2 separate regions of the Homo sapiens genome follow, and region 1 is linked to region 2. Evidence: read pairs that join two places in POLR2A ChIA-PET (ENCODE). Cell type or tissue: HepG2. All regions are shown on one strand. Each heading gives the region's core, and the rest is flanking DNA. Links, peaks and the distances in the headings are about the cores only.

Region 1 (5,379 bases), core at 128-5,127, 61 kb after region 2:
ATCTAATATCCTTACCGTAGCCTTTTGCCGTGGGTGCTGTTATTGTCTCCTCCCTACCAAAAATTACTTTATTAAATCCTCATCTCCATGCTGTTTTATACTTTTTCCTCTAACTCTTATTTATTTATTCATTCATCCTCCATCCCATTCTTTTCCTCTGTACCACTGTGTACATTTTATCAAGCAGAAAAGTGGGAAGAATAATATTACTGACAAAAGAACAGTATGGGCAAAGTTAAGAAAATGCATGGTATGTTTTCAAGGAATGACCAGCAACTATCTGGCATAGAGGGTACTTGAGGGACAGTGGTAGGAGGTAAAACTAAAAATATAGACCCTGGGAACAAATTTTTGAGGCCCTCAAAAGTCATGCCATGAGGTTTGAGGTTTTAAAGAGGGAAGTGGTAGTAAGTCTATTTTTTTTTTTCAAGACAGAGTCTCGCTCTGTCACCCAGGCTGGAGTGCAGTGGCGCAATCTCAGCTCACTGCAACCTCCACCTCCCGGGTTCAAGCAAGTCTCCTGCCTTAGCCTCCTGAGTAGCTGGGATTACAGACGCATGCCACCACGCCTGGCTAATTTTTGTATTTTTGGTAGAGACAGGGTTTCACCATGTTGGTCAGGCTGGTCTCGAACTCCTGACCTCGTGATCTGCCCACCTCGGGCTCCCAAAGGGTTGGAATTACAGGCGTGAGCCACTGCACCTGGCCTGTAAATCTATTTTATGAAGTAACTGGGTGGAGAGTGGGTTAGAGAAGGAAAAACAGTTTAGGATTCTGTTACATTAGTCTGGGTGAGAGAGGCTGGAGTTGGGCTTTGGCTGGAGAGAATAGGTAACCATTTTGATATTTTGTAAACAGAACCAACAGGATTTTGGTTATTGAATTGGAAGCACTATGAAAAAAATGAGAACAAAGCATTTTTGTGTTCAGAAAAATGAGACATGCGGGGGCCGGGCACAGTGGCTCACGCCTATAATTCCAGCACTTTGGGAGGCTGAGGCGGGCAGATCACCTGAGGTCAGGAGCTCGAGACCAGCCTGACCAACATGGAGAAACCCTATCTCCACTAAAAATACAAAAAAATTAGTCAAGCATGGTGGTGCATGCCTGTAATCTCAGCTACTCAGGAGACTAAGGCAGGAGAATCACTTGAACCCAGGAGGCGGAGGTTGCAGTGAGCCGAGATCACGCCATTGCACTCCAGCCTGGGCAACAAGAGCGAAACTCCATCTCAAAAAAAAAAAGAAAAGAAAAATGAGACATGCTTATTAAAAAAATCCAATAATACTGAAAAGTACAGAGACAATTTAACCATAGTCTTAGCATCCTGGAGTAATGATTTTGGTTCACATCCTTCCAGACATTTGTATATATATTTAAGCACATGTGTCATGTGTGTATATGTTATTACATAAATTGACTCAGAGGTTAGATACTATTCTATTTTCTTTTAACACTATGTTATGGATATCTTTATATGTTAATGTATATAGCTATATCAGTAGTCTCAACTTGGGGTGATTTGGCCTCCTAGGGGACGTTTGGCAATCCCTGGAGACATTTTTGGTTCTAATAACTGGGGAGGTGGGTTCCTGGCATCTAATGGGTAGAGGCCAGAGACATTGCTAACATTCTAGTAGGCACAGGACAACTTCCCATAACAGAATTATTTGGCCCCAAATATTAATTGTACTAAAGTTAAGAAACTGTCCTATATTATTGTTTTTATAATTTTTTATTGATTGATTGATTGAGACACGGTCTTACTGTGTTACCCAGGCTGGTTTCAAACTCCTGGGCTCAAGCAGTCGTCCCACTTCACCTTCCAAGTAGCTGAGATTACAGGTTTAATTTTGATTTTGAAATAGTTGTAGATTTTTATTTTTATTTTTATTTTTTTGAGACAGAGTTTCGCTCTTGTTGCCCAGGCTGGAGTGCAATGGTGTGATCTCGGCTCACTGCAGCCTCCATCCCCCGGGTTCAAGCAATTCTCCTGCCCCAGCCTCCTGGGACTACAGGCATACGCCACCATAACCAGCTAATTTTGTATTTTTAGTAGAGATGGGGTTTCTCCATGTGGGTCAGGCTGGTCTCGAACTCCCGACCTCAGGTGATCCATCCGTCTCTGCCTCCCAAAGTGCTGGGATTACAGGTGTGAGACACTGTGCCTGGCCCGAAATAGTTGTAGATTTACACAAGAGTTTCAAAGATAGTACCAAGAGTTCCTGTATACCCTTCATCTACCTTGTCCTAATATTAATATCTTACATCATCATGGTACATTTATTAAAACTAAGAAATTGATATAGGTACAATACTATTAACTAAATTATAGTCTTGGATTTCACCAGTTTTTTCACTTATGTCCCTTTTCCATTTCAGGATTCAATTTAGGATACTATACTGCAGTTAGTCATCATGTATCTTTAGTGTCCTCCAATCTTTGACAGTTTTCAGTCTTTCCTTGTCTTTTACGACCTTGATACTTTTGAAGGGTACTGGTCAGCTCTTTTGTAGATGTCTCTCCATTTGGGTTTTGGTTTCTCATGATTAGACTTGGCATTATGGATTTTGGGAAAGTATACCACAGAAGTGAAGTACCCTTCTCATTGGATCATATCAAAGTATGATATCAACATAGTATTAGCATGGCTTATTACTGGTGATGGTAACTTTGATCATTTGGTTGAGATTGTATACACGTTTCTCCACTGAAAAAGTCACGATTTTTCTCTTTTTGTGTTATTTTTCTTTTCCATTTCCATAAAATGACAGTACCTAGTCTTATTTGTTGGAAATCATTTGCCAAGTCTGGCCCACACTGAATAGAAGGAGAATTAAGCTTCATTTCCAGGATGAAAGCTTATCAAATAATTTGCGGACATATGTTAAAAGCACCACAGTAATTAATAAATATTTTAGGGGAGATACCCTCAGGCTATGCAGATGTCCTATTTCTCCTTAAAGTTTCACCCTCTGATTTTAGCATTCATCAGAGTCTTTCTTTTCTTTCTTTCTTTTTGTTTTCTTCCTTTCTTCCTTTTCCTTCCTTTTCCTTCCCCTCCCTCACTTCTTCCCTTCTTCCCTCCCTCCCTCCCTCCCTTCCTTCCTTTCTCTCTCTTTCTCTCTCTCTCTGTGTGTGTGTGTGTGTGTGTGTGTGTGTTTAGTACTTCCTGTCTGGTATTACAAGATGCTTCTAGTCCCTTTCAGTGGAAAGAGCTAGGAAATGTATGTATGTATATTAATCTATATATACACACATTTATATTTATTTCTCTATCTGTATGTATATTAAAATAAGCATGGGTTTATACTGGTATCTCTGACTAATCCAGCACCACAAGATTCATTCTAGTCTTCCCCCCTTGCTTATTTGTGACTTCTTTCTCAGAGTAAGAAATTTAGCTCTCATTCCCTATAGTATATTTACTTATTTGTGTAACCTGTAGTTTCAGTGATTACTCCTGTGAGAAACAGATTTACCAACTAGAGTACAATGTTTGCCTACAGTTTGTTTGTTTGTTTTTATCCTTACAGTATCGAGTAGTAACATTGTTTTATGAAGTTACTTAGATCAGCTCCTTTTGTTTTCCTCTCTGAGGTTATATCAGACGTTTGTAATGCAGTTAGATTTCATTTGTTACAGTCTGTAGTCTATCCTGGGTTCCCAGATATTCTGGTTATTTTAAAAAATTTGCATACAGTGGCCAGCTGCAGTGGTTCACACCTCTAATCCAAGCACTTTGGGATGCCAAGGAGGGAAGATTGCTTGAGCCTAGAAGTTTGAGATCAGCTTGGGTAACATAGTGAGAGCCCATCTCTACAAAAAAAAAAAAAAAAAAAAAAATTAGTCAGGCCTGGTAGCACATACCTGTAGTCCCAATTTCTCCTGGCTCAAGCAGGAGGATGGCTTGAGCCAGGGAGGTCAAGGCTGCAGTGAGTCATGATGGTGCCACTGCACTCTAGCCTGGACAACAAAGCAAGACTCTGTCCCAAAAAAACATTTTTAAAAATTTTTTGCATACATATAGTAAAGTGTACTCTTTATGATGTTTAGTTCTATGGGTTTTGACAGATGCATAGAGTCAGATATATACCCCACAGTACCATACTGAACAGTTCTATCACCCTAAAAAATCCCTTATAGTGGCCCCTTTGTAGTCAACCCCTCTATCTCCTTCAATCTCTGGCAACAACTTACCTGTTTTCCATCCCTATTGTTTTGCCTTTTCCAGAATGTCTTAAAATGTAATCATACAATATGTAGCCTTTGAGGTTTGGCTTTTTTCACTTAGCAAAATACATTTTTTTAAAAGGTAGATTGATTGATTGATTGGAGACAGGGTCTCATTCTGTTGCCCAGGGTGGGGTGCAGTGGCGCCATCTCGGCTCACTGCAGCCTCAACTTCCTGGGCTCAAGCAATCCTCCTACCTCAGCACCCCAAGTAGCTGGGACTATAGGCCTGTGCCACCACACCTGGCTCATTTTTGTATTTTTTGTAGAGACGGTTTCACCACGTTGCCCAGGCTGGTCTGGAACTCCTGAGCTCAAGCAATCCACCTGCCTCAGGCTCCGATTATAGGCGTGAGCCACTGCACCTGGCCAGCAAAATACGTTTAAAATTCTTCCATGTTGTTGCATGCGTCCAATGCTCTTTATTGCTGAGTAGTATTCCACTGTTTGGATGTACCATAGTTTGTCTAGTCACCTTTTTTTTTTATGAGACGGAGTTTCTCCCTTGTTGCCCAGGCTGGGGTGCAGTGGTGCAATCTTGGCTTACTGCAACCTCCGCCTCCCGGGTTCAAATGATTCTCCTGCCTCAGCCTCCCGAATAGCTGAGATTACAGGCATGTGCGACCACGCCCAGCTAATTTTGTATTTTTAGTAGAGACATAGTTTCTCCATATTGGTCAGGCTGGTCTTGAACTCCTGATCTCAGGTGATCCGCCCTCCTCAGCCTCCTAAAGTGCTGGGATTACAGGCGTGAGCTACCGCGCCTGGTGTCTATTCACCTATTAAAGGACATCTGGGTTTCTGGTTTTTGGTGATTATAAAGAAAGCTATTGTAAACATTCATGTACAGGTTTTAGTGTGAAATTTCATTTGAGTAAATACCTAAGAGTGGGATTGCTAGGCTGTTTGGTAACTTTATGGTTTAACTTTACAGGAGACTACCAAACTGTTTTCTAAAATGACTGTACCATTTTGTATTTCTCCCAGTAGTGAATGAGAATTCGTGTTCTTCTGTATCTCTATATTATTTCCAGCATTTGGTATTGTCAGGCTTTTTTTTTTTTCTTTTAATTTCCGCAGTTCTATGTACTGGTATCTCATTGTCGTTAATTTACATTTCCCTAAAGACCAATGATGTTGAGCTT
Region 2 (5,379 bases), core at 288-5,287:
CAACCAGGGCCCGGGACTGAGTCTGAGGAGCTCCCCCCATCACTGTCCTACCTCATTCTCAGAGACTTTGCCCCACCCTCCATTCCAGCCAGGAATTAGACTTGAAGCTCTCAGTCCCCAGAACAGTCTCTCCAGGGCTCTCCTAAGCCTCTTCTGGAGCCCTGCCTCTTATCCTGATCGCCTTGTCCTTTACAGAAAACTGCACCCCTTTTGTTCCCCGTCAGGGTCCCCTTCCTCCCACCTCTGCCTGAGCCTCCCACCCAGCAGGATTCATCCGCAGCTGTACTGCTGGTCACGCTCGCCTGTCAAGGAAGTTTCCTTAACATAGACTTCCACAGGAGACGGCCAGGAGTGGGCTACACCCCCTTTATTTGCCCACCCCCTGACTTGCCCCTCTAGCGCCACAAACTCAAGGCCCATGTGCATGCAAGACTTCCCGAAGAGGCAGGAATTCTTGTAGGAAAATACAACTAGAAGAAATAATTTAAAATTGCACATATCACATAACTGCCCAAGGAAAAAACAACCAAAACCTGTTATAGTTTTTCACAGCGTCCCTCATGGGTACACTTGGTTCCTAACTTTGTTCTCTCATCTCAGATCCTCCCTCTCCACACCCACAAAAAGACTACCTTTTCAGTTCTCCACTGGGCAAAATATCCACCAGACTCTGTGCAGGAAACCTCACCTAGTAAGCCACATGCAATAGGATCAAAAGGATAAGAAACACTTAGTAGGAGTATTTCTTCTTCCCATGAGTCTAGAATAGTATCAAAGAAGGAGGATGGAAGGGTGCAGAAAATAGGTTTCAGCCAAACAGTCTAGGGTAGGCTTGGCAATTTTGATCCTCGTGGTCCTGTTCCTTTAATGTCTTTCTACCAATGAGAAGTGATGAGCTATGCCTCCTCCTCATTGTTCAGACTTGGCCTTTTAGAGCAAGTGAGGATGACCGTAGGGTGCTTAAATGCAGATCCAATATACAGACACATACACCCTTACAAAAGACAAGTGTTTATTCTCAGCAAAGATGCAGTCTAAATCCATCCTGAGGAAGAGAAACATTTTCCTAAGAGCCCTATAGTCTGATCCCTGCCTGCAGTGGGGCTAACACTCAAATTATTTTTCAGGGTGATGTCAGATGCTCTGGGTGCATTGTCCTGCTTCCAGGCTGTGCCTCCACCTATCCTGTGCAAAAAATGGGCCTAGTAAAGAGCATCAACCCACAGTGGCCCTCCCTGGATACATAATGTCCTTGTAAGAGCTTTGAAATGTACTTTCTTTACCTTAGACCAGATGAAAATCATGGGGGAGGGGGCTGAAATTCTTCCACCCCTAAGCAGAACAATCCAGAAGTGTTAGCTATTGGTTTTTCTCTTTTTTTTTTTTTTTTTGAGACAGAGTTTCATTCTTTTTGCCCAAGCTGGAATGCAATGGCGCAATCTCGGCTCACTGCAACCTCCACCTCCTGGGTTCAAGTGATTCTCCTGCCTCAGCCTCCCGAGTAGCTGGGATTACAAGTGCACACCATCATGCTCGTCTAATTTTTTGTATTTTTAGTAGAGATGAGGTTTCACCATGTTAGCCAGGCTGGTCTCGAACTCCTGACCTCAGGTGATCTGCTCGCCTCGGCCTCCCAAAGTGCTGGGATTACAGGCGTGAGCCATCACGCCCGACCGCTATTGGATTTTCTAAGTACCTCCTCATTCTTTCCATCTCCACTCCAGTCTCCCACTCTGACCACCACATCCTCCCTTACAGCTCTGTTGGTCTCTCCTAGGAAAGCCTCAGGGGTGTGAACCTCTAGTCATGCTCAGTTCTTGACATGTCTCACGTTGATTCATTCTGTCTCCCTGACCAGGCTGCAGCTTCTGGGTTCAGGAACTGGGCCAGGATCCCTTCATTCAGGCAGGCACTTACTGAGCCCTGACTCTGTGTCAGAGTCCTCGAGGAGTTCAGAGTCTGAGGGAGAAACCAACAGGTAAATAAATCATTGCAGTAAGAGTGTGATAAAAATTATGATAGAAGAAAACAGAGGAAAAATATGGGCAAAGTTGCCACATTGCACAACTCTGGGGGTCCGTATGACTCGTCTCCTCTGGGGTTGTGCAATGAGCCCTGGTCATGCGCAAGACCAGAGGAGGAGTCTCATCCAGTGTGGGAGGTCCAGGCAAGCGCCTCAAGGAGACCAGGCGTTAGCTGAGGCTCAAAGGGCAAGTTTGCCAGGCAGATGGGGAGTGAAGGGCAATCCAGGCAGAACAAACCACATGTGCAAAGCCACAGCGGGATGAGGAAACATGTTAAATGTTGGGAAATATCAGGAAATACATTTTGGCTGACGTACTGGGTACATGTGGGAGAATGCCTAGAGCTTGCTTGTTAAATGAATTAATGACTATAATAATAAAAATCATAATCACCAACATTTGTTAACCACTCTGTCTATGCCAGGCACCGTGCTAAGTGGTGTACATGCATTTGTTCATTCTAACTTCACAACAACCCCGTGAGGTAGGTTCTTTATTACCCTCCTCTCTGCAGATAAGGAAGCAGAGGCTCAGAGAAATTAATCAACTTGCTTAAGGTCACAGAACTAGTGAACTGCAGAGCCAGGTTGGAAACCTGGATCTCCTGATTCTAGAACACTGGGCCCTTGACCACTACTTCCCTCAATACTAGTGTCCTTGACTTTGGGCAGTCGTGGCTTCAGTGCAGACCGAGGAAGAGACCAGAAGTCACATCAGGCCCCCTTTAAGCTTCTCCAGCAGCAGGGCTCTCTGTGGGTATTGGCATTGACAAGGGTCAACTCCACTGAGACCTGGAGCAGGAAAAGGGGAAAATGGGGAGGGGGCCTCATGAGCTAATTCTCTCTGCATATATGAAAAGCCTCTGGGATTCCCAGAGCTCTCCAGAAGGAATTTGAGGGAGGCAGGGTCCTGCAGAGCCAGAAAAACACTATTTGGTGAAATTGGGTGTTTTTTGTTTTTTGTTTTTGAGACGGAGTCTTGCTCCGTCCCCCAGGCTGGAGTGCAGTGGCATGATCTCAGCTCACTGCAACCTCCGCCTCCCGGGTTCAAACGATTCTCCTGCCTCAGCATCCCAAGTAGCTGGGACTACAGGCACGTGCCACCACGCCCAGCTAATTTTTGTATTTTTAGTAGAGATGGGGTTTCACCATGTTGGTCAGGCTGATCTTGAACTCCTGACTTCAAGTGATCCGCCCGCCTCGGCCTTCCAAAGTGCTGGGATTACAGGCATGAGCCACCATGCCTGGCCTGAAATTGTTTTTTATCCTGGGCATGATGTAGCCTGGTCACACCCTGAAAAATGTCAAATTCTCTTCTGTTCACTCACACCTGCATTCCTTCTCATGTCACCTGTTTTTTTTTTTGTTGTTGTTGTAGTTGTTTTTGTTTTTTATTGAGACAGTGTCTTGCTCTGTTGCCCAGGCTGGAGTGCTGTGGTGCAATCACAGCTTAATGCAACCTTCGCCTCCTGGGCTCAAGCGATTCTCCCATCTCAGCCTCCTGAGTAGCTGGGACTACAGGTACCCACCACCATGCCCAGCTAATTTTTGGATACTATTTTTGGTAAAGACGAGCTCCTGCCATGTTGCCCAGGCTGGTCTCAAACTCCTGGGCTCAAGCCATCTAACCACCTTCACCTCCCAAAGTGTTGGGATTACAGGCATGAGGTACCACGCCTGGCCTGTCACCTGTTTTTGGTTTTTGTTCTTTTTTTTTTGAGATGGAGTCTCGCTTTGTCGCCCAGGCTGGAGTGCAGTGGCATGATCTCAGCTGACTGCAACCTCTGCCTCCCAGGTTCAAACGATTCTCCTGCCTCAACCTCCCAAGTAACTGGGATTACTGGCACACACCACCACACCCAGCTAATTTTTGTATTTTTAGTAGAGATGAGGTTTCACTATGTTGGCCAGGCTGGTCTCAAACTCCTGACCTCAGCTTATCTGCCTGCCTCGGCTTCCCAAAGTGCCGAAATTACAGGCGTGAGCCACTGCACCCGGCCACCTGTTTTTGTTTTGTTTTGTTTTTGAGATGGAGTTCCACACTTGTTGCCCAGGCTGGAGTGCAATGGCACTATCCCAGCTCACTGCAACCTTCACCTCCCAGGTTCAAGCGATTCTCCTGCCTCAGCCTCCCAAGTAGCTGGGATTACAAGCATGCACCACTACGCCTGGCTAATTTCTGTATTTTTAGTAGAGATGGGGTTTCACCATATTGATAAGTCTGGATGGTCTTGAACTCCTGACCATGGGTGATCCACCTGCCTTGGCCTCCCAAAGTGCTGGGATTACAGGCGTGAGCCACCACGCCCAACCCAGCCACCTGTTTTTTAACACCATCAGGACCATCCATCCTGCCACCCTTCCATCTTCTCCTCACCTAGAAGCCTGTCCTAGTTGTACTTTGTTTTTCCTCCCACAGGGCTGGCATTTCTCTTGCTATACCTTCCCTTGCCCTCATCCTGGGTTAGGCCCAAGTGATTCCTCTCCCAGTCTACTGTGAGCTGCTGGAGGAAGGCATATGATCTCTGAGCTTGCCTGCTCTGCAGCCCTTTGCCTGGTCCTTGTCAGCTCTCTGTCTCTTTCTCGGCCATATCCTAGGGCTTTATCTCCTCAACGTGACCTTAAATCATAAAGCTCTGAGGACCTCTTCCTTTAGTTCTCTTTTCTCTTTACCGCATCCTCTCCCACCACCTCAGTGACCATATTTATACCAATAACTCCCAAATCTATAACTCTGCCCAAATCTGGATACCTGAATGTGTATTTCACACATTTGTTCATACAACTGACATTTTTTTGGCTTGTTAGACACTGACATGGACACTGCCCTCGTGAGCTCCCAATCCAGTGAGCAGATATAACCAAGAAATTAGAATGAGGCTGGGCACAGTGGCTCACACTGTAATCACAGCACTTTGGGAGGCCGAGGCAGGCAGATCACTCGAGCCCACAAGTTCGAGACCAGCCTGGGCAACATGGTGAAACTCTGTCTTTAAAAAAAAATAGAAAAATTAGTTAGGTGCAGTAGTTGCACCCTGTAGTCCCAGCTACTTGGAAGGCTGAGATAGGAAGATCACTTGAACCTGGGAGGCAGAGGTTGCAGAGAGCCAAGATCATACGATTGCACTCCAACCTGGGCAACAGAGTGAGACCCTGTCTCAAAAAAAAAAAAAAAAACCACAAAATACATAGACCGGGCGCAGTGGCTCATACCTGTAATCCCAGCACTTTGGGAGGCCAAGACAAGTGGATCACCTGAGGTCAAGAGTTTGAGACCAGCCTGGCCAACATGGTGAAACCTTGTCTCTACTAAAAATACAAAAATTAGCCAGGCATGGTGGCGGGCACCTGTAGTC

The links. ChIA-PET counts read pairs that join two places held together with the same protein. Peaks named below come from ENCODE experiments on the same cell type or tissue, not always from the same donor. Only the 100,000 strongest peaks of a DNase experiment are listed, where the experiment ranks them.
Region 1: POLR2A ChIA-PET joins it to region 2 with 7 read pairs; 6 of 35 experiments call an interaction of 5 or more read pairs at or near these places.

Annotation. Positions count from the first base shown.
Region 1 is chr1:39,870,537-39,875,915 of GRCh38, reverse strand. The region is part of intron 1 of TRIT1 (tRNA isopentenyltransferase 1); the gene reads left to right. Among named protein-coding and RNA genes, the nearest start is that of MYCL-AS1, 9.9 kb to the left of the region's middle. In HepG2, for the core only: no CTCF peak of the experiment used is centred there; no DNase peak of the experiment used is centred there.
Region 2 is chr1:39,931,286-39,936,664 of GRCh38, reverse strand. No RefSeq gene overlaps it. Among named protein-coding and RNA genes, the nearest start is that of MFSD2A, 21 kb to the left of the region's middle. In HepG2, for the core only: no CTCF peak of the experiment used is centred there; a DNase peak (open chromatin) is centred at 2,224.